Regions from separate parts of the Homo sapiens genome. Here region 1 is linked to region 2. Evidence: read pairs that join two places in POLR2A ChIA-PET (ENCODE). Cell type or tissue: Panc1. All regions are shown on one strand. Links, peaks and the distances in the headings refer to the core of each region. The heading gives the core; the rest is flanking DNA. Region 1 has its middle 24 kb from the start of FAM89A. Region 2 holds the start of LOC124904548 (a long non-coding RNA gene).

Region 1 (10,512 bases), core at 2,793-7,792, 240 kb before region 2:
GTAGCTCTGCAATAAACATGGTTTGCAGATATCTTTTAGACACACTGAGTTCCTTTCTTTTGGGTATGTACCCAAGGGGGCTGCTAGATCACATGGTGAATCTATTTTTCGTTTTTCTGAGGAACCTCTCCTCACTGTTTTCCTCAGTGGCTGTGCTGGTTTACAACAAAGAGTACCTTTGATCATGCCGGAGTTTATGCGAATGCGGTGACTAGGGTGGGGCCCCTAGATACCCTCAGAGTGGGCTGGTTTACCAAAAAATCAAGTGATTAGAGGGTCAGCACTTTTGGCCCCACTCACTGGCCCCAGGAAGCGGAGGAGCTGGAGATTAAGCACCATTTTAAACTCTTGAATAAGATTTGATGAGCTGCTGTGCTGATTAACATATCAAGGTGTCGGGAGGGAGCAAGGTGCAGCTGGAGAGGCCATGGAAGCTCTGCGTGCACCCTCCACACCTTGCCTGATGCATCTCTTCCATCTGGCTGTTCCTGAGTTGTATGCTTTTTTTTTTTTTTTTTGAGACAAGGTCTTGCTTTGTCACCGAGGCTAGAGTGCAATGGGCCTGATCTCAGCTCGCTGCAACCTCCGCCTCCCAGGTTCAAGCGATTCTCCTGCCTCAGCCTCCTGAATAGCTGGGATTACAGGCACGTGCCACCATGCCTGGCTAATTTTTTTTTGTATTTTTAGTGGAGACGAGGTTTCACCTTGTTGGCCAGGCTGGTCACGAACTCCTGACCTCAGGTGATCCACCCACCTCGGTCTCCCAAAGTGCAGGGATTAAAGGTGTGAGCCACTGTGCCCGGCTGTATGCTTTTTTTAAACAAACAAACAAACAAACAAACAAACAAACAAAAAACAAAAAAACAGTAGTACTAAGAGTTTCTGAGTTACACGAGGTATTCTAACAAATCATTGAACTCAAGGAGAGTGTCATGGAAACCCCTGATTTATAGCTGGTAGGTCAGAAGCTCAGGAGGCCTGGGATTTGCAGCTGGCTTTGTCTGAGGTGGGGAGGTGTCTTGCGGCACTGAGCCCCTAAGCCGTGAGGTCTGTGCTAACTCTGGGTAGTTTGTGTGAAAATGAAATTGAATTGTAGAACACCCAACTAGTGTCCAGAAAAATCAGAAAATTGGTTGTTGGTTTTGGAAAACACCCCAGCCCTACACACTTCCAATAAATCCTCTTTGCTTATTTGCCTGAGTTGGTTTCTATAGCTTTCAGCCAAAGAACCTTAACTAATAAGCTTTTATTGAAATAAAATCCTACCCAGAAACCCAATAAATGCAGAAAGTAGAAGAAATTGTGTCTGCTCTGTTGAAGCAGACGGAGGGCGTCAGTGCAGAGCTCTGCTATGCCACATCCTCACTTCCTCTGCCTGGGTGCCCTGGAGGGGCTCCTGAGAGCATCGGGGGCTTCTGTGAACACAGTGTAAAAAGGACTGCAGGCCAGGCGCAGTGGCTCACAGTTGTAATCACAGCACTTTGGGAGGCCAAGGTGGGCGGATCATGAGGTCAGGAGATTGAGACCATCCTGGCTAACACGGTGAAACCCCGTCTCTACTAAAAATACAAAAAAAAAAAAAAAAAAAAAAAATAGCCGAGCATGGTGGCACACGCCTGTAATCCCAGCTACTTGGGAGGCTGAGGCAGGAGAATCGCATGAACCCAGGCAGTGGAGGTTGCAGTGAGCTGAGATTGCGCCACTGCACTCCAGCCTAGGTGACAGAGTGAGACTCCATCTCAAAACAAACAAACAAGCAACAACAACAACACAAAAAATGACTGCAGTAGGAAACGACACCTCCATCATGGGGATTTGGGGCTCCCAACTAATCAGTGTGCTACCTCCTGTCTAGACCCTAATCCACAGAGAGCACACAGAAGGATACAAATGAGGGCTATAACATCAGGGTTTGCAAAGCAGAGGTCTTTCTGGGGCCTTCAAATTTTGTCCTGCCCCTACCAGCCCACCCCAGTGATGAAAGACCGCAACAGTCAGCTTGCAAGCCCTGAACCTCCTCTGGTTTAGTTCAACAGTAAGTCAGATGAAAGTGTCAACTAAAAATAAAATTCTAAGCCTTGGCCCCGAGCAGTGGCTCACACCTGTAATCCTAGCACTTTGGGAGGTGGAGATGTGCGGATCACCTGAGCTCAGGAGTTTGAGACCAGCCTGGACAACATGGAAAAACCCTGTCTCTACAAAAATTACAAAAATTAGCTGGGCATGGTAGCATGCACCTATAGTTCCAGCTACTCAGGGGGCTGAGGCAGGAGAATCTCTTGAACCCAGAAGATAGAGTTTGCAGTGAGCTGCGATCATGCCACTGCACCCCAGTCTGAGTGACAGAACAAGACCCTGTCTCAAAAAAAAAAAAAAAAAAAATTCTAAGCCCCCCACCTAACTGAATGGACCTTTGCTTGGCCATGGGAAGCCCAGAGTAACCTTGAAAACTGAGTTCTCAGCTGTGATGGGATAGCAGATCAGACACACATTGCTATACCCTCTCCCTCAATAACTGCAATGAAGCTTTTTTCCCTGAGGGCTGAACAGAAACCAGCCCTTTCAAAAGACTCTACCACTGAGATCAACCAGCTGCTGGACACTGCTTCTCCTCTTTTGCCTGATAAGAGATCACCTACCATGGATTGGCTCTGGCCAGTTTTCGGAGAATGCACAGTACAGGTTTTCATGCCCTCTGCTTCACCTTTTGATGTCAGAGGACTGAAAGCTGCCCCTTCGGATCATGCTAATGTTGCCTTTTTATGCATGGGACCCATAAAGGGGCATGGAGCTCAACTGTGTAGTGTACACTGCTCTTTTTATGAATATTCACGTCTCCTCCTTTAGCTTATTAAATATGTATGTTAGGCCACCCTGCCCAGCTTAGATTCCTGTTCCCTTTGCCCTTCCCTTGAAGTGTTTGTTTCTGGCTTCTGACTGGAGGCTACGCTTCCCAGCCTGTCAGAATGGCCACCTTGCAGTCTGCAACCCTTTATGAGAAACGAAGCTCTCCTTTCCAAACATAGGAACCTAGTTATTCTTCGGTTGACATGAGACACATGCAAAGACTATGTTCTCTCTCTTGGTGTAACCTCTGTGATTAGGATGCTGCTGCCATCAAGAGTCCCAGCTTCTGTGCCAGATGGAGGAATCATATTTGACCTTAGGCCCCTCCAAATTTACCTGAGCAAGTACCTACTAGACATTCTGGTATTCTCCCTTGAAAGCCCTCCTGCTGCTGCTCTCTAGCCCTAGGGGTGTATGTTTTGAGTGGACAAACAGTTGCTTGTGTCAGCTGTATGTGTCAGGTGGACTTGCAAAGCTCTGGTATCTATAGTGATAGGGAAGGTGTAGGGGTCTCCCTGGGCCTTGTTCCCCGAGAGTGGCTGTGGCCTTTGATCCACAGTCAGGCTCTCCAGTCTTCACCAGCATTCTCAGTACTCACAGCACCTACTTAGGTTCAGATGCATTGATGTGTGTGGAGGGTGGGGTTGTCATCAGCAAACTGAGTTCTTTCCCAATTTCCCATCAGTTGCAAAGAAAGGACATCTAATTGGAAAAGGCAATTGGGTTTTATTTATCGGCCAGAGAAAGGAGAAGGGAAGCTCTCATTCCAAAGGCATCCTTTCCCTGAGCAACAGGAGGCAGGGTTTTTAAGGACTGGGTGTGGAGTGGGAGAGGTATGTTAACATGTGCAGGGTGAGACTCCAGACACATGGGCATGCTTCCTAAACATGCTTCTTCATACATTGCATGTACACCAAATAGTGGTGATCTTCTCTTAGGGGAGGGGGTTTTAGCATTATAACGCTATGTTAATCAACTAAAGACAAGAGGGGTTGCCTGTTGTAATTTGCACCGGTTTCTCCTGGATCTTATCTTCCTCTGGTGTTTGGTTAAGGGTCAAGAAGTGCTGGCAGCATCCTAGGCCATCTGGTTTCTTTAAGCAATTGTGTCTATAGATAAAGGCACTAAAGAAAAACAGTAGGGAAACGGAACTTTCCCAGTTATTTCATCAGAGCTACCCTGGTAACAGGATGGTGGGTGTGAAGAGTTACGTTTACCCCTATACGATAGTGTGGCTTTCACTTTGGGATGAGATGTCTGCAGTCTCACTGTCAGCCAGTGGTTGGAGGAGAGTTCAAACCAAGATGGGTATGATTGTAAGGAGTTGCTTTTCAAGCTGGTCCCTCCACGTCCACGCCCATCCCAGCACCTCCCGGAAAAAACAGTTCCTCTAGAAGAACTGATAACAACCAACTGCCCCTCAGACCCCAGCTGTTTTCTTTGTTCTTAGGCACAACAGTTGACCCACACCCTTTCCTCTTGGGTCCGCTCACCATAGTTGTAGGATTTTCTTCTGTTTCACCTTTGCACGCCTATTCTTCAGGGAGCTAGGGGCGGGCAATCCCTGGGGCTTTTTCTTTTCTTTTTTTTTTTTTTTTAGACAGAGTCTTGCTCTGTCACCCAGGCTGGAGTGCAGTAGCGCAATCTCAGCTCACTGCAACCTCCGCCTCCCGGGTTTGAGTGATTCTTCTGCCTCGGCCTCCCAAGTAGCTGGGACTACAGGTGCCCACCACTATGCCTGGCTAATTTTTGTATTTTTAGTAGAGACGGGGTTTCACCATGTTGGCCAGGATGGTCTCAATCTCCTGACCTTGTGATCTGCCTGCCTCAGCTTCCCAAAGTGCTGGGATTACAGGCGTGAGCCACCGCGCCTGGCCCCTGGGGGCTTTTTCTCCACAACTCGCCTTTGCTGGGTGATAGGACAGATTATCAGAGGAAGAGAAATTCCCCAATAATCCTTGAGAGTGGTTCAGGGGTGACTGAAAAAGGCTGACATGACCTGGGCCCCAAATAGGAGAACAATTTGGCCTTAGAAATCAGTTAAGGGTGTTAGCACCGATTAGAACAGAACACTGCTCCATCACATTAGCTGGTAAGAGGTCACGTAGAGAGGATGGTCAGAGGGGTGCTCGATAAATATTCTTGGCAGCCACCTCTCCACCTCATGCTACTTTACTATCTGTGGATGAATGATTTTTGTGACTTTGGGTGGGCCAAGGATTCCTCCACGTCACAGCCCAACTCTACTTTAAGGTACTGCAGCACTGGATAGAATTTATGGGCAAGATTGAGGTTAACAGACAATGTAGCAAGATGCTGAGCAGGAGAGTGGATCTTATATCTCTGTGTAGGGATGTTAAAGATAGCCTCTGCTCCCAAAGAAAAGGAGGGAAGGAAGGGAGGAAGGGAAAGAAGGAAGGAGGGAAGGAGAAGGGAGGAAGAAAGGAAAGGAGGGAGGGAGGGAAGGAGGGACAGATGGAGAGGAAAAAGAAGAAAAAAAAAGAAGGTTGGGCACGGTGCTCACACCTGTAATTGCAGCACTTTGGGAGGCCAAGGCAGGTGGCTCACCTGAGGTCAGGAGTTCGAGATCACCATGGCCAACATGGAGAAACCCTGTCTCTACTATAAATACAAAAATCAGCTGGGTGTGGTGGCACGCACCTGTAGTCCCAGCTACTCAGGAGGCTGAGGCAGGAGAATCGCTTGAATCCGAGAGGCGGAGGTTGCAGTGAGCCGAGATTGCACTACTGCACTCCAGCCTGGGTGACAGAGTGAGACTCTGTCAAAAAGAAAGAAAGAAAGAAAGAAGAAAGCAATCCAAAGTTAGAAACCATATGCAGGAGAAAATATGTTAGAATCCAGGGAACCATAATTGTGTAAGTCTTTTTCAAAATCAACTCACTAGGTTTTTCTGTAGGAAACAAATCAAAAAGAGGAGAGCAAGCAAATTAAATTTCCTTCTGCTTTCTTCCGAAAGAAACTTAATCTCACCATGAGAGAAGATAAAGAGTTCACTTTCAGAAAACACTGATTAGAGAAGCTGCATTTTTTTCACACAAGGGCCTGTGGACCAGCTCAAAGTGAGTATCTTGGACATTTACCCCACATCCTGCCTCCCCTCTCCCCATCTCATCTGCCTTGGATGTCTGACTTTCCCCGTTACCAGCAATTACTTATAAATGGCTGCTAATACTGAGGTGCCAAGTTACCCAGTTTTAACCAAAGAAAATTTGGGCAGAAGGCAAGGCCTACTGCAAACACATTTGCTTTTATTTTTGGTCATTGTACAGATGGAGTTTCAGATTACTGTTTCCTCCCTTCCCTTGAAAGCAGCTTTGTCTTTTTCCTGGACTGAAGAATTGCATTGATTGTAATCACCAAGGATTTAAGGCAACCATTTGTAAGGCGGCATCCACTTTTATGGCCCACATCATGAAAACATTGCAGGCTAGAATTCTCTACCCATATCCAGCCATTTGTTGCTTTATAGTCATATAGAGACATGAAATATTGCTTATTTGATGTATTGGTTTGCTCGGGCTGCCATAACAAAGTAGCACTGACGGGGTAGCTTTAACAACAGAAATTTATTGTCTCACCGTTCTGGAGCCTGGCAAGTCCCAGATCAATGTGTCGGCAGACATGATTCCTTTTGAGGGTTCTCTCTTTGACTTGCTGATGGCTGTCTTCTCCCTGCATCCGTCATTTCTCTGTAACTGTCCAAATTTCCTTTTTTTTTTTTTTTTTGAGATAGAGTCTCACTCTATCACCCAGGCTGGAGTGCAGTGGCACGATCTCGGCTCACTGCAACCTCCTGCCTCAACCTGCCGAGTAGCAGGGATTATAGTTGCCTGCCACCACACCAGGCTAATTTTTGTATTTTTAGTAGAGACGGTGTTTCACAATGTTGGTCAGGCTGGTCTCAAACTCCTGACCTTGTGATTCACCCGCCTCGGCCTCCTGGAGTGCTGGGATTATAGGCGTGAGCCACCGTGCCCGGCCAGGTTCAAATTTCCTCCTCTTAAAGGACATCAGTCATATTGGATTAGACCCCACCCTAGTGATCTCATTTTATCTTAATTACCTCTTTAAAGACCCTAACTCCAAATAAGGTCACGTGCTAAAGCACAAGGGATTAGAATTTTAACATATGAGGTTTTGGGGGATATTGCTCAGTCTATAACATTTGGGAAAAATTTTTACTATTCTTTTGACTTTAGCCCTTTCAAAGAACATCCAAGAGTGCTGGGAAAAACCCTTGTTTGACCGCTTCTGCATATGCCTGTTGAGGATTCTTTGGTCTGTTCAGTGGGAAAATGCTATCTTAAGTATTATATATGGAATATTCTGCCTGTGGTAAACCATGGGATGCATTTTCTCATCTGATGCTTATCTAATGATGTCATAGGGCTTCAGAAATGAATGCATGGAAGTGAGGAGTAAAAAATAAAAGATCCCCTAAGCACTTAAGACTTCTGTGCATAGAAATGCATGAATAAGACCATTTAATGGGTTTCTGAGGCTCAGAAGTTGCCGCTTGTGCGTCTCAATCAAGTGTTTGTCTTTGAGCAGCACATTCTTCCATGTCAGGGATGTTTATTTTTTTGCTTTGTCCTTAATGAGACTGTTCTATTTAGGTTTAGAAGACCTTAGACACAAAGGCTGTGAGTTAGAGTCATATAAGGTAGCATTATGATTATTCATTATGGTATATGAATTTCATGTTTTACCTATTTTATGAAGTAAGAAATTCCTAACCTTATTGAAGAAGAGACATCTGATTCAGCCTTGCACATGCTAGTAGAGGATCAATTCCTTAGTCCATGGTCTAGGAAATCAGTAACCCAAAATAGTTCTGCCTCCACGGCTGAGCCAGTGTTCCCTGGCATATCATTATTAGCCTTCTCTTCTCACTCCACCTGGTTTCACCTCCCCGAGCCAAGCTCATGTCTCCCACATGTAATTCTCTAGCTGCTATCTCTCTTCTGAGCTTAGACCCTAGAGATTCCAGAATATAATACTTTTCTACTTAATTTTCTCACAGGTAACTTGAACTCAACATGACCCAAATGGAAACCATTGTCTCACTCCAAAATTTCCTCCTTCTCTGCCTACGTAGTCCCTATTTGATCACATCACCCCACCATGCATCTAGCTGCCCAGTCCAGAAATCTTGCAGTTATTTATTCTCCCTTTCCTCTCCTCCCTCCCATTCAATTTTCCAGTTCCTGTGATTCTACTTCCCTAGGACCTCTTGAATACATGCCAGCCTCTCTTTCCTCATTGCGGCTCTCCTAGACTCTGGCCTCAGCAGTTCTGCACTGGGGTACTGAAAAACTTAACGAGTGCAGGGCAGTATCAGAGTTAGTAGTCCATTTTCTGTTGCCTATAACAGAATTCCTGAAACTGGGTAATTTATAAAGAAAAGAAATATATTTCTTACAGTTTTGGAGGCTGAGCAGTCCCAGGTCAAAGGGTTGCATCTGAGGAGGGTCTTTTTGCTGGTGGGGACTCTCTGCATTGTCTGGAGGTGGTGCAGGGCATCCCATGGTGAGTGGGCTAAGCACACTAGCTCAGGTCTTTCTCTCTCTCTCTCTTTTTTTTTTTTTTGAGACAGGGTCTCACCCTGTCACCCAGGCTGGAATGCAGTGGCACAAACACGGCTCACTGCAGCCTCCACCTCCCAGGCTCAAGCAATTCTCCTGCCTTAGCTTCCTGAGTGTCTGGGACTACAGGCATGCGCCACAAGGCCCAGCTAACTTTTTGTATTTTTATAGAGATGGGGTTTTGTCATGTTGCCAGGCTGGTCTTGAACTCCTGGGCTCAAGTGATCCACCTGATCTTAGCCTCTATAAGTGCTGGAATTACAGGCGTGAGCCACCACACCTAGTCTTATGGGCTACATCTTAAGGCTGAAACAGGAAATATCCTATAACAAATGTACTTTATCTCTAGAAGTTGATCTCTTGGCAGCAGCAAAATCTACCCAGACAGCAGAACTGTGCAGTGCTCCTCAGCGCTTACTGGTTAAATCGCCATAAGAGGGTTAATATATGCAGGAAGAGTAGATACGCAATTGGCGTAGTCCATGATTTTGAGATGCTTTGGAAATGAGAAGGCCTCTTGTCCTCAGCAGAAACCACACTTAGGAATGGTGAGGATGATAGGAGAGAATGGAGTGAGGGAAGGGGACCTGGAGCCGGAGCAGAGACCACCCCTGTTGTCCAAGTATCGGGGGATCCATCCCATAGCCCTCTTTACACATAAATCTCAGGCCCAATGTAAAGCTGCTTGTCACGTGTTTCTTCCCTTGTGTTTGTTTAAGAAGAAAATTTCTTTTAAAACAGGGATGGCAAAGGGGGTGAGTGAGGATGAGACCAAGGCAAACCTTTTTACCTCCTTTATGAATTTGCCTTACACTCACTCACTCATTCTGGCTAAAAGGACAGCTTTGGCTCTAACAACCTAAATGGCAATCCACAGTCTGAGAAGGGGCTAGGCTGTGGCGACTTCCCCAGGCTGCTTTCAAAGTCCAGGAAGACTGAAAGACAACTGAAAGAATGATTTTCAGAGGGTGGACTCAGCTATCTGGGAGGCTGAGGCAGGAGGATCACTTTAGCCCAGGAGTTCGAGGTTGCAGTGAGCTGTGATTGCACTACTGCACTCCAGCTTAGGCAACAGAGTAAGACCCTGTCTTAAAAAAAAAAAAAAAAAAAAAAAAAAAGGTGGACTCACTGATGAATCCCCTTTTTAAAAAAATAGCAGATTTAGGAAATGGAAAAATTCTCTATTCTGAGATTTCCAAAATGATAATTTAAATTTCAGGACCCCTCCCCTGTCATTTACTTAGTTTCATCCTCAAATTATCCCAGTGTAATTATTATTATTATTTTTCTGGCATCTCTAGTTGAACAAGTGTGATTCTTGATGTGGGCTGTCTGCACTCTCATAGGTTAGAAAGCAACTTTATTAATGTGTGGGATATAAACTAGGGTGTCCTTCTTTCCCTCTTAAAATCTATTACCCAAAAGTGAAATGAAAGCCAGTCTTTTTCTTTGATCCAAGGAAATATGACTCATTCTGAATGCATTTCTATTTACTTTCCTGGAAGGTTTTCCTTAACTCTTTCAGTCTAAAAAGTTTCTTTGCTAGTTATAGCTGAGATGTTTCCTTGGCCTCTTTTATACCTTGCTGGAAAAGGTCAGCGAAGCCTGTGTGAGGGCATATGCTCCTTGGGAACTGCAGCTCCCAGGGCCTAGAAGCATCTGCAATCAGAGTATCTGATTCCACATCTGGCTTCCTGGCCATTAAGCCATGTGTCCTTAGGCAAGCCATTTAATTTCATCTGTAAAATGTGCATAATCATATACACTCTGTGTGCTTAATCAGTTGCCATGATGACCAAATGAGATATGTATGAGAAAGTGCTCTTTTAAAATGACACAGTGCATGGAATGGTTGTCTGTGTGAGTGATGGGATTATACACCATCTTTCTTTTCATATTTATGTTATCCACAATTGACACTTAAAAAAATTTTAATTTTTATTAAAATATATATTTTAAAAAGAAATCATGCAGTGCTGAACAAATAGAAGTTACTAAAACCCTTCTTTTGGTATTAAGCTCTAATTTTATAAATTTTCCTTTGTTAACTTTATGTCTC
Region 2 (10,512 bases), core at 2,417-7,416:
TCCCAAAGTGCTGGGGTTACAGGCATGAGCTACGGTGCCTGGCCTGGAACATTTTTAAAGTGCTGAAAAGGAAAATAGAAATGCCCACCTAGAATTTAATGTCCAACAAAAAATATCATTCAAAACTGAAAGCAAGCTAGGCACGGTGGTGCATACCTGTAGCCCCAGCTACTTGGGAGGCTAAGATGGGAGGTCACTTGAGGTCAGGAGCTAGAGGCTGTAGTGTGCTATGATCGCTCCTGTGAATAGCTACTGGACTCCAGCCAGGCAACATAGAGAGACTCCCTCTCTAAAACAAAAACAACAACAAAAATTGAAGGTAAAATAGAAACTTTAGATACACAAAAGCTGAGAAAACTTGTCACCAGCTGACCTGAATTACAAAAAAAAAAAAAAAATTAAAGGAAGTTCTTTAGGCAAAATGAAAATAATACTACACAGAAGGTTGGGTATCCACAAAGGAAGGTAGACTGAAAAAACGATAAATATGTGGGTAAATATAAAAGCCTTTTTTTCGGATTTTAAGATGTTTAGTAAGATAATCAACTGTTTAAAGCAAAAATAATAACAATGTTTCATGGTGTCCATACCATGTGTTGGAAAGAGATCAAACTAGAGCTCTCTAGCTGAAGGGGTCAGACTTTGACAAAATCCAAATCCGATGCATAGCATCTGTAGAAGTAAAATGTATGAGAATATTACAAAGATGTGGGGGCAAAGTGGAAGTATATTGTTTGAAAGATTTTATCCATGAAGTGGTATTATTATTATTTAAAGTCAGACTGTTACAAGTTAAACATATGAATTATTAACTGTACAGCAACTATTAAAATCATAGCAAAGACATCTAGGTAATAAGTCCGTTGTGAAAATAAAATGTAAGCTAAAATTTAATCAACAAGAGAACAGGAAGAAAGGAAAAATAGAAACAAAGAAGAAATGGGACAAGTGTAAAGCAAACAGCAAGCTAATAGCTTTATGCGTAACTACTGCATATCAATAATTACATCAGATGCAAATAGCCTAAACACTCCAATTAAAAAGCAGAAATTGTCAGGATGAAAAGCTGAGCACGGTGGCTCAAGCCTATAATCCCAACACTTTGGGAGGCCAAGGTGGGTGGATCACGAGGTCAGGAGTTCGAGACCAGCCTGGCCAACATGGTGAAACCCTGTCTCTACTAAAAATACAAAAATTAGCCAGGTGTGGTGGTGCACGCATGTAATCCCAGCTACTGGGGAGGCTGAGGCAGGAGAATTGCTTTTACCCAGGAGGCGGAGGTTGCAGTGAGCCGAGATTGTGCCGCTGCACTACAGCCTGGGTGTCAGAGCAAGACTCTGTCAAAAAAATAAAAATAAATAAATAAATAAATAATTTTTTGAAAGCCCTACTATTTGATGTCTATAAGAAAAACACTTAAAATTTCTAGTGGGAGCTTCGGGGGACAGCTTGGAGAGGCCTGTTGGCTGGTCTGAGCCCTTCCACTGGAGAGCTCTGGGTTCATTTGTTTCCTACATTGAGGGTTTGCATCCAATTAAGGTTCTGGTGAAAAGACATAAATAAAGGTGGAAGACCCCTGGGCAGTGAAAGTGTTCGAGTTGCTTCCATTGTTCTTGTTCTTTGTCCCTGAGCAGTTCTCCAGCTCCTTCGAGTAGGCCTTGTGGATCCTCCTAGCTGCCCTAGCTTAGGAGTAGCTTGGCAGGAGGTACGCCCTGCCATTTGTTTCTTTTTACACTTTAAATGTGGTTGCACATAAGTGACAAAAATCACATTATGTGACTTGCATTTATTTTTGCTGGACAGCACTGCACAGAGCTTCACCCCCTTTCGGAAGGCCTTCTGTACATTCTTTCATTTGACTTGTATCACGGCTCTATGTTAGGGTTAAGGTATGTATTGTATGAAAATGAGTCACGTAGGCAGAAGACTAAGGTCTTGTCCCCACTTATTTCTGTGACTTTGAATAGGTCTGTTTTCTTCTCTGTAACACAGATATAATCATCCCTTCCCTGCCAGCCTCACTGAGTTCTCAGGAGACCAAGTTAGGAGACTGTCAGGGAGTAGAGTTGGTGTTCTTATTCTCATGAGGAGGAAGGGAGAGCCTATGCCCCGAGAAGTGAACTGGCCTGTCCAGGCTGGGCACAAGGCACATCCCCCCTGGGCCAGCGTCATTTCTCTCCAGCAGGGATTCCACCGCTAACCTTACGGGGCCATGTTCTCTTCCACCCACTGCTCCATCAAGTCATCAGATTAATTTGACAGGAGAGGCCCCTGCAAAGGGCAGGTTTGCCTTTTGGCCCACCCCAACCTTTGGGGATTGTGAGCCAGGAAAATAAACAAGATTGACCTCAAAGAAGCGTACAAAATGGGCCTTGGGTCAAGCAGCTTATTTATGCAGCAACTTTTCTTCCAAATAGCCGATGGGTTTTGAATCTTTACCAGGCTATTCCTTCCAATGACTCCTTTACCCCTTGAAAAAAAATGATGACCATATTTCTCTCTGTTTTCCAGTTGAAGAAATAGAAGAACATAGAGGCTGAATGTTCTATTCAGAGGCATCCAGCCAAACAGCTGCAGAGCCAAGAGCAGCATCCCAGGGCCAGAGGGGCAAGGCCAGTGAGGTGAAAAGGCAGGGCTGTACACAGGAGGAGAGACGGAACAGCTGGCCGAGAGCAGCCCGTGGGGAGGGGGTGGACAGGCTGGCTGCTGCCCAGATCCAGGGGCCTCTTCAGAGACATGGTGCACAGATGAGTGGCCGTGACTTTCACATGAATGAGTTCAATGAATGAGTTCTTATTCAATGAATGAGTTGTCTCCTAACCACAGATAGGTTGGGCACATTCTCTGCTTTGGGGGTCAGAAGTCCTTTTCCTGGGTGAGATGACTTCCCTGTGGTAGGTTCAGGCCTTATGCTGTACTCAGCTTCTCCCATGTCTAATGGCAGTGCTGGCCGCTGACTGTGCCAGTTTCAGGGCCTGGAGGACCACGTGGCCTTGCCAGAGCGTGATGTGGGTTTGATTGTTGTTGGATAGCAGGTTGAAGCCATCCAGAAAACAGCCACATTCTGTGTAGTGTGGTTTCTAAAAGAGCATCACTGACTGCTCACAGTTGGGGTAGGAGTGGGGCCGTGGATGGGGAAGACGCAGGGAGTGGCAGGAGGGGTGACCCAGCCTCAGTGACCAAAGAGTGCCTGGGCCCTACACATCTTGAATCTTAGATCTGAGCTCCAGGGGCCTTGGCACGGTGTATGCCTCCTCCACACTCAGCTCTCATTCCTTCTGGAGCACAAGATTAAGAACACAGGGGTCTCAGATCTTCAGTTGCTTGTGGGACCCTCCTGGATAGCACCTCTAGTCTTGGCTTGGGGAGCTTCAGGTGAGGGTGTGCAGGAGGGTTGGGGATTAAGAATGGACTTTGAGTTGCACAGACTGAGATTCCTTCCCAGCCATGTGATGTGATGGATTCTATTATCTCTCTCAACCTCACAGGGTTGCTGAGAGGATTGAATAAAACAGCTGTTAACATAATGCCTGGCACGCAATAAGCATGCCATCAATGACAGCCATTATTTTATCAGCAGTTGCACAATGAATCGGGGGAAGCTGGAGGTGAGGGGGCAGAAGGTGGCTCCCTGTCCCGGTGCCCCAAAAGGCTTCTACACAGCTAGCCAGACTCCTGTCCTCCTTCCTTGCCACCACCTCTGAGGCCATGCCCGTCCACTGAAGAGGGTGCCGTGCCTTTGATGACTTTGCTCCCATTTCCAGGCCCCTCTTGCTGTGCTCTTTCTCCTGCTTCCTCCTGCATGCCACCTGACTCTGCCAGCTCCCTGCAGTGGGATTGGCTACCTCTGTTTTTCTGACTCCCCGAGGGCTGACTCCATAGAGGGGGTGTCGAGTGCCTGGACCTAAGTCATACTCAACTTCCCTCCAACACGCAGCTCCCACCCTCCAGCTCTCGTTCTACTCAGCTCTTCCTCCAGGTGCATTCTGTGCCTGGCAGCACCAGAGCAGGGGTAGTGGATGAGGACAGTGGTTGAGAAGCCCTCCTGGCCTTGGGCAGCTGGAGAAGCAGGTGCCCAATGTTGCTTCTGGCAGACCAGCCCTGCGTACACTGGTTTCTGTCTTCCAGCCCTTGCATATCCAGCTCTGCTCTCCCCAGGGCCTTTGCCCTCCCTCCTCCAACAGGGGCTCTTGCACTGGTAGTGCACTGAGGCAGACGGTGCAGTTTTAGGGCCCCATGGGAGGCAGGCAGAACAGCTGATTTCTCCCAGAATCACTCACTCTCCTTGCATCAGCCTGCATCCCAGACTCAGTCAGCACTGACGCAGGGTTTCTGTGATCAATAAATAGCCTGCACTTTGGACAGTTTCTCTCCACTTCTCCTCATTGCCAGAATCCCAAATCCCTTGGGATTCTAGCCACAGCCACTTTTGTAATGCCATTTAGGAAAATGTGCTATTACATGAAAGACCTGCTTTCTAGAACTGGACCACTCACGAAAATCCTCCCCTACCCATTGGTTATGTCCCGTCAGGGGCACAATTACAAATTGCTTCAATTACCCCTAGGAAAGAGTTTCCGTTTCTAAGTGCCTTCTTATTAGTAAGTCACATAAGACATGTTACTTAACTTTTCTCTTTCCCAAGTTCCTCATCTGTAATATGAGTAAAACAATAGTTTTATGTCATACGGTTGGTATGAGGACAAAAGGAATAACACTGCCAAGCACAGTCAACAGAGACTGGCACAGAGCAGAAACCTAACCTGTGTTGTTTGTCATTATCAGGGAACTCATTATCAAAGCAGCCCGAAAGCAAACTCTGGTGCCCTTTCCTTCCCCTGAAACTCGGTGACAGCTGCATCCTATAGCTTGGAGAGTTGCTTACAGTTTTGTTGTATCAGTGTCTGTCTCATGTAGCAAATGCGAATCAGAAGCAGGGATAGAGGTTTAGTGCCCTCCAGGCACTAGGGTTACAACATGTCCTTTCTCCCCATAGCCTCCTGGTTCTTTGCTCAGCAAACTGCCATCTACCCTGAAACACATCTCCTGACTGGTGACTCATGTAGCTATTTTTAGATTTTCTAGATTAAACTGTAATAAAAATCGACATATATAACCGTCTCTGCTCTCTATGATCTTAATAATTGAGTCATTTTACAAAGCACATTCACCTTCTTGCTGCCAGATGAAAGCATCCTTCACTCGCATGTCCATTAGACTACGAGCTCCTTGAGAGTCAAGGCTCTGGCAGGCTTGCAGAATGTCTGGTCTCTGGAGCAGCGTCTGGCACCTGGTAGGCATCACTTCTGCTGGCTTCACCGCTTCCAGGTGGCTCTGGCAATGTATGTCCTCCCTCTGCACATCCTTGAAAACCCCTTATGATGTGGGGGGCTATCTGGGGCTGTCTCCATGGCAGGGCAGCAAGAGAGACCATGGTGGGAGCCCCTGGCCCGTCCACCGCCTGGAGTGCAAACTGGACACCCAGAAGCTAGCTGGGCCTGAGCTGGACATTTAGTGCCAGAAGGTGAGTCATTGCCCTTAAGAAGAAGGCCTTAGGGAATGGTGGAGATATTGTCCAAAGAAGGGAAGAGGAATTTCATAGGTAGTATAGTTGGAGAAAAAAGAACATTATTCCCCCAGTGAATACAGTTGACCTAATAAGCCGGTTTCATTAGTTTAGTTCAGGCTATAATTTGGGCCTGAAAAATACCCCTTCTGTTTACTATGTGACTTTTTTGGGACCCTGTGGCCTGGTGGAGATGAGACCTTGAGGATGAGACCTGCTGCTCTGTCTCCAAGCTCAGTGCCTTCGTGGAGGCAGCAGTTCCTAGACAAGTCTGTTGGCATCCAATACCTGGCTGACCCTGAGCCACCCTCCCAGGGGCATGGGACTTCAAGCCATGAATGCAAGTCTTAAAAGTGTGAGGGGGGGGCAGGGGGCCTCACTGGGGTTATTGATTCAGGGTTGGATGAAGTCCAGGTTAGAATCAACACAGGGAAGTTTCCATTCTCCAAGGCTCTCCAAAGGCTCTGAAATCTGTCAGGCAGATGGAGGCCGTGGGAGAGAGATAAAAAGGCTCTGGGTTTGGAGTTCTGAAGTCCAGTCCTGCTCTGAACACTATTAGCCATGTGTCACCTGCTCCAGGGAGACAGAGGAGACAGGAACTAACCTGCAGTCCACAGGCAGTCAGGGAGTCTGCCCACGCTCTGAAATGACACACATGTGCTTCTGTGTCTGTGCATGTTCTGGAGGAACAGTCTCATAACTTTTTTTCACCAGATTCTCAAAGGGGTCCCTGATTCAGAAAAATAAGAACCACTCCACAGAGGGACTGCTGAGATTCTGAGCGTCGCAAGCCTTCTGGAGTTCTAAATGGTGCTCCTGGCAGTCCCCTCTGTGGGTCTCTATGCTGCAGAGGCAAAGCCATGTGTCCTCATCCCGCCCTGCACCTGGCAGTGTGACTGAGAGGGGAAGCCAGGATGGGGTTCCTGTTGGATCCCACATGTGTTTCCTCCCTGGCTTGTGGAAGAAAATGTGTTCTCCAAAGTGCTGTGCTCTTCCTGAGTAATTGGAGGCAGATGCTCTGTTAGAATCGTTTCCTTTGGCTCGCTGTCCAGAGGCTCTGGGTGTCTCCGAGGATGGATGCTAGCTGGCTCAACATCTCCAGCATCCCGTTACTGGGGCATCTGGTCCGACTTTGGCACCACATCAGGGGTGGTGGCTGCCTGAGCCTCAGGGCCCATTTGCTGGAGGAAAAAGACACCACCTGTGACCTTTCACAGCCCATGACACTATCTGTCTTCTGGATACACAGAGACAGTTTTGTCAGCTTTCTCTCCGATACCTTATTGTCTTTAGGTCAGGTCAGAAATTCATAAATGGGCAGTTTGGGTCCTGGGGAATTCAGTCAAATGAACTGGGCGAGGTAGGCAACAAATCTCTGGTGATGGAACCCTTTGACTTCTTGCCCTCTTGCCCCAGGCACCTCCAACCTTTTCGGGGGAAAACCCTGACCAGGCTACCAAGTCAGCCACCAGGATATGGAGATAGAAAAAGAAATGCTTAAATCTCCAGAGGCAGGGGAGCTGAAGCATGTGGTCCCCCGGCTTTTCCTGAGATAAAGGTCCCTGTGGGCAGACCTCACTATAGGCTATTTCTGGAAATCCAGGCCAAATCCGTCCTCGGTCCACCGGGCTGGACTGCACCACTGCCACGGCTTCTGCTGCTCCGAAGGGTTCACGCTCTTGGACAGCTCATTTTTTGGTATATACTTTGCTTCTTCCGGGCCTCTTCTCCCCTCTTTTAAAAAAGGCCTGCTTATTTATTTAGAGATGGAGACTTACTCTTTTTGCCCAGGCTGTAGTGCGGTAGGGCGATCTCGGCTCACTGCAACTTCTGGGTCCTGGGTTCAAGTGATTCTCCTGCCTCAGCCTCCTGAGTAGCTGGGATTGCAGGCCCGCACCACTACGCCTGGCTAATTTTGTATTTTTAGTAGAGATGGGGTTTCACCATGTTGGCCAGGCTGGTCTCTAACTGAACTCCTGACCTCAAGTGATTCACCTGCCTCGGTGTCCCAAAGTATTGGGATTACAGGGGTGAGCCACAGTGCCCGGCCACCACGCCTGGCCCCAATTTAAATATTCATTTGGCAGGAGAGGTGGGAAGTTTTATTTTCCCACCCAAAGGCGTCAGAGTTAATACCCTGTCAGCTGCAAGTGGCCTCCCCAGCTGCCGGAACCCAGCTCTTCCTGTGGACAGAGGCAATATTTTCCCTGGACGAGATGAACGAGCAGGGTTTTCCCAGAACATCCAGGCCCCTAAGCCCTGTGCCATGAACGACCTCCACATCACTGACACTGGCTTTTCCATCCGGCTGGCTTGGCCCTGGCCGAGTCACGGAAGGAGGAGTCAAGTTTCAGAGGAAAATAAATGGAATGAGTGCTTTTCCACCACATGGACGTAATTATGTCTTGGATGGATTTTCCCATTTCCATCATTGCAAAAGATCTTGCAACGATCTTGAAAAGACAAATTGCCAGTGTCTTGATGCCTGCCGTCACCTGGTCCCAGGAGTGGGATGCTGGGGAGTCATTATCCCTGGTATTTGTAGACAGCTGTACAGTTTGCCATGACAAGCCTCCTGTGACTTGGACAGTATAGGTAGTGGGCAGGGGCCTTATAAGCGTCCCGTGGTGCAGAAGTCCCCTCTGCCCACATCCTCCTTGTTCAAGACTTCATCCCCTCCCCCACACCCACTTGGCTCTTCTGAGACCCTTGGTCCACCTTCTTTCAATTGCCAGGCCCTCCATCCTCTCCTGGATTTCCTGGTTTCTTTTCTTCCCCATCTATGTCTTTCCTCCCATCTGAAATCCCTTGGCTGCCGGGGTCTCCTGCTAAAGCTTAGTGTGAATATTTCACACCCTGACTCTCCTACTGTCCGCCTGCTCCTGCCTCCTGGCTGCTGAGCAGAGCTGGAGAGAGGTGTGGCCCTGATCTGTTTCTTAGGAAAGCCTAGCCTCACTTTCCATGGCAGGTGGTCACTCGTGTCCTTCCTAAGCCCCCATACCACCCTCAGCATCCCCTCTCTAGGACTTTCCTCTCACCTTTCCTCTAGAAATGGATGCTCCAGACCGGCCTGGGCCCTCCTCTCCTGCTCTGGTGCTCTCTGTCATGCCTGCACTGGGTGACTTGGGCAAGCTGCCTTGCTTCTCATGGTACACTTTCTTCATCTGCAACGTGGGTGTGATGATGCTTCCGACTCTTGGGCTCTTGGGAGGGTCACACAGGAAGCAGGAGAAAGGCCTGGCTCCAAGAACAACAGCTGCTTTATTGGGGCCACCTTTGGACACAGTGCTATCTGTTCAAATCTGGTCCTCCATGCAGCCTCTTCAGCTTCTCTCTCCCATCCATGAGGATGGCTTCTCCCCATTAACCCCAAAAAGCCACCTGCCTGCCAGCCTCATGCCTGAGCTCCCCTACTTTACCTCCTGCCCTGCCTTACATGCTATGTACTCTTTTCCTTATTTATGCAAATGTATGGGGGCTCTGCTGCCCCAGGTTCTTCCCTGTGTAGCCTTGAATCCCTTCTCTTTTGTTTTTTTACTCTTTTTTTTGTCATCCCCAACACCCCAAAGTAAACTGAAACAATGCTCCCTTCTCTTCAAATAGTGTATCAGTTATCTATTGCCACACAACCCTGCCTCAAAACAACATCAGAATTCCATGGCTTAGAACAATAGGCATCTATTTAGCTCCTAGGTCCATGGGCCAAGGATTGGGGGTCTCAGCAGAACTGTTCTGGACTCAGACTCGGTCATGTGTCTGCAATCAGCTGGCACAGGGCTATCAGGGTGAATGAACTGTGTGTCCCTCTTGTACTCTGGTCAAGTTAGACTGCTGTGTTCTCATGGAAGTGGTTGAGAACGAGAACGAGCTTTTTCAATCCTCCAGTTGTGTCCCATTGGCCGACACAAAGCAAATCCCAAGGCTGGTCCCAGAGTCAGAGGGGAGGCACTCCAAAGTGATAGGACAGGGACTATGGCACAGGCCAGGAGAAGGGTAGGGCCACATGCAATCAATCTGCCACAGATGGCACCAGGAGCACTCACTCCTCTATGACAGAGGTCTGTTCCTGCAGCTGCCTCATTCCACCTCCACCATGCTGCAGCTCCTAGTAGCAGGAACTGCATCAAACTCATGGCTGTGTCTCCAGCATTTAATTTATCACCGTGCCTGGCTCATAGGAGACCCTCAGTGGTAGTGGATTTAATTGAATGTTTCCTCTCATCTTAAACTCAGTCTCAAGGAGCTCATTATGCATTTTTTTAAAGCCTGCAGCATCCGGTATTCCCATGTGGTCTCCCACCCTAGTACTAACCAGGCCAGACCCTGCGTAGCTGACAAGATCAGGTGCATTCAAGGTGGTATGGCCGTAGACTGTGCTCCACTTTTAAACAGCTGTCTTTGTGCCTCTGTAATCAAATGCCTTGCCTCATTCCAGGGCCCATTTAGCCCCCAATAGACCAAGCTCATGGTCCCTGTGGTCAAGATGCTTGATGGAGCCATTTATAACAGCTGTTCTCCCCTGCAACCTTACCCGTCCATATCTGTACTTTTGAAAGCCACTGTTAACCTTTGGGCACATTCAAGCCATTCATCAGCATCTGAAGCCTCTCTGACTTTTCAGTAACAAGCAGGTATCTCTTCTTCAGAACATTCTCTTCCCAGCAGTATAGGACCATGGATAGAACTTGGCCTTCAGTCTCAGAGAGACCCAGGTTGCACCACCTTTCAGTGGTGTGGCTCTAGGCCAGGGTATCTGCTTCACTCCACTGCAGAGTTGGCTTCTCTCTGGGTCTTAGCTATCGGCCCTCTCCATCTCCTCTCTGTAGCCTTGAATCAAACTCCTTTTCTGAAGACCTAGAAGGTAACTGCACTTCTGGAAGCCTTTGGAGCCCAAGAAGAGGGAGGGTTTGGGTTGAGGGGATGTGTTTTTGTTTTAGAAGTAGTGG

The links. ChIA-PET counts read pairs that join two places held together with the same protein. Peaks named below come from ENCODE experiments on the same cell type or tissue, not always from the same donor. Only the 100,000 strongest peaks of a DNase experiment are listed, where the experiment ranks them.
Region 1: POLR2A ChIA-PET joins it to region 2 with 7 read pairs; 2 of 35 experiments call an interaction of 5 or more read pairs at or near these places.

Annotation. Positions count from the first base shown.
Region 1 is chr1:231,059,418-231,069,929 of GRCh38, reverse strand. No RefSeq gene overlaps it. Among named protein-coding and RNA genes, the nearest start is that of FAM89A, 24 kb to the right of the region's middle. RefSeq lists a cis regulatory region at 3,865-4,335 and a silencer at 6,033-6,327. In Panc1, for the core only: no CTCF peak of the experiment used is centred there; no DNase peak of the experiment used is centred there.
Region 2 is chr1:230,819,676-230,830,187 of GRCh38, reverse strand. It overlaps LOC124904548 (a long non-coding RNA gene), which reads right to left and starts at 5,688. Exons shown (of 2, transcript XR_007066939.1): 1 at 5,172-5,688. It also overlaps the pseudogene RNA5SP79. In Panc1, for the core only: no CTCF peak of the experiment used is centred there; a DNase peak (open chromatin) is centred at 5,007; H3K27ac peaks cover 2,753 bases.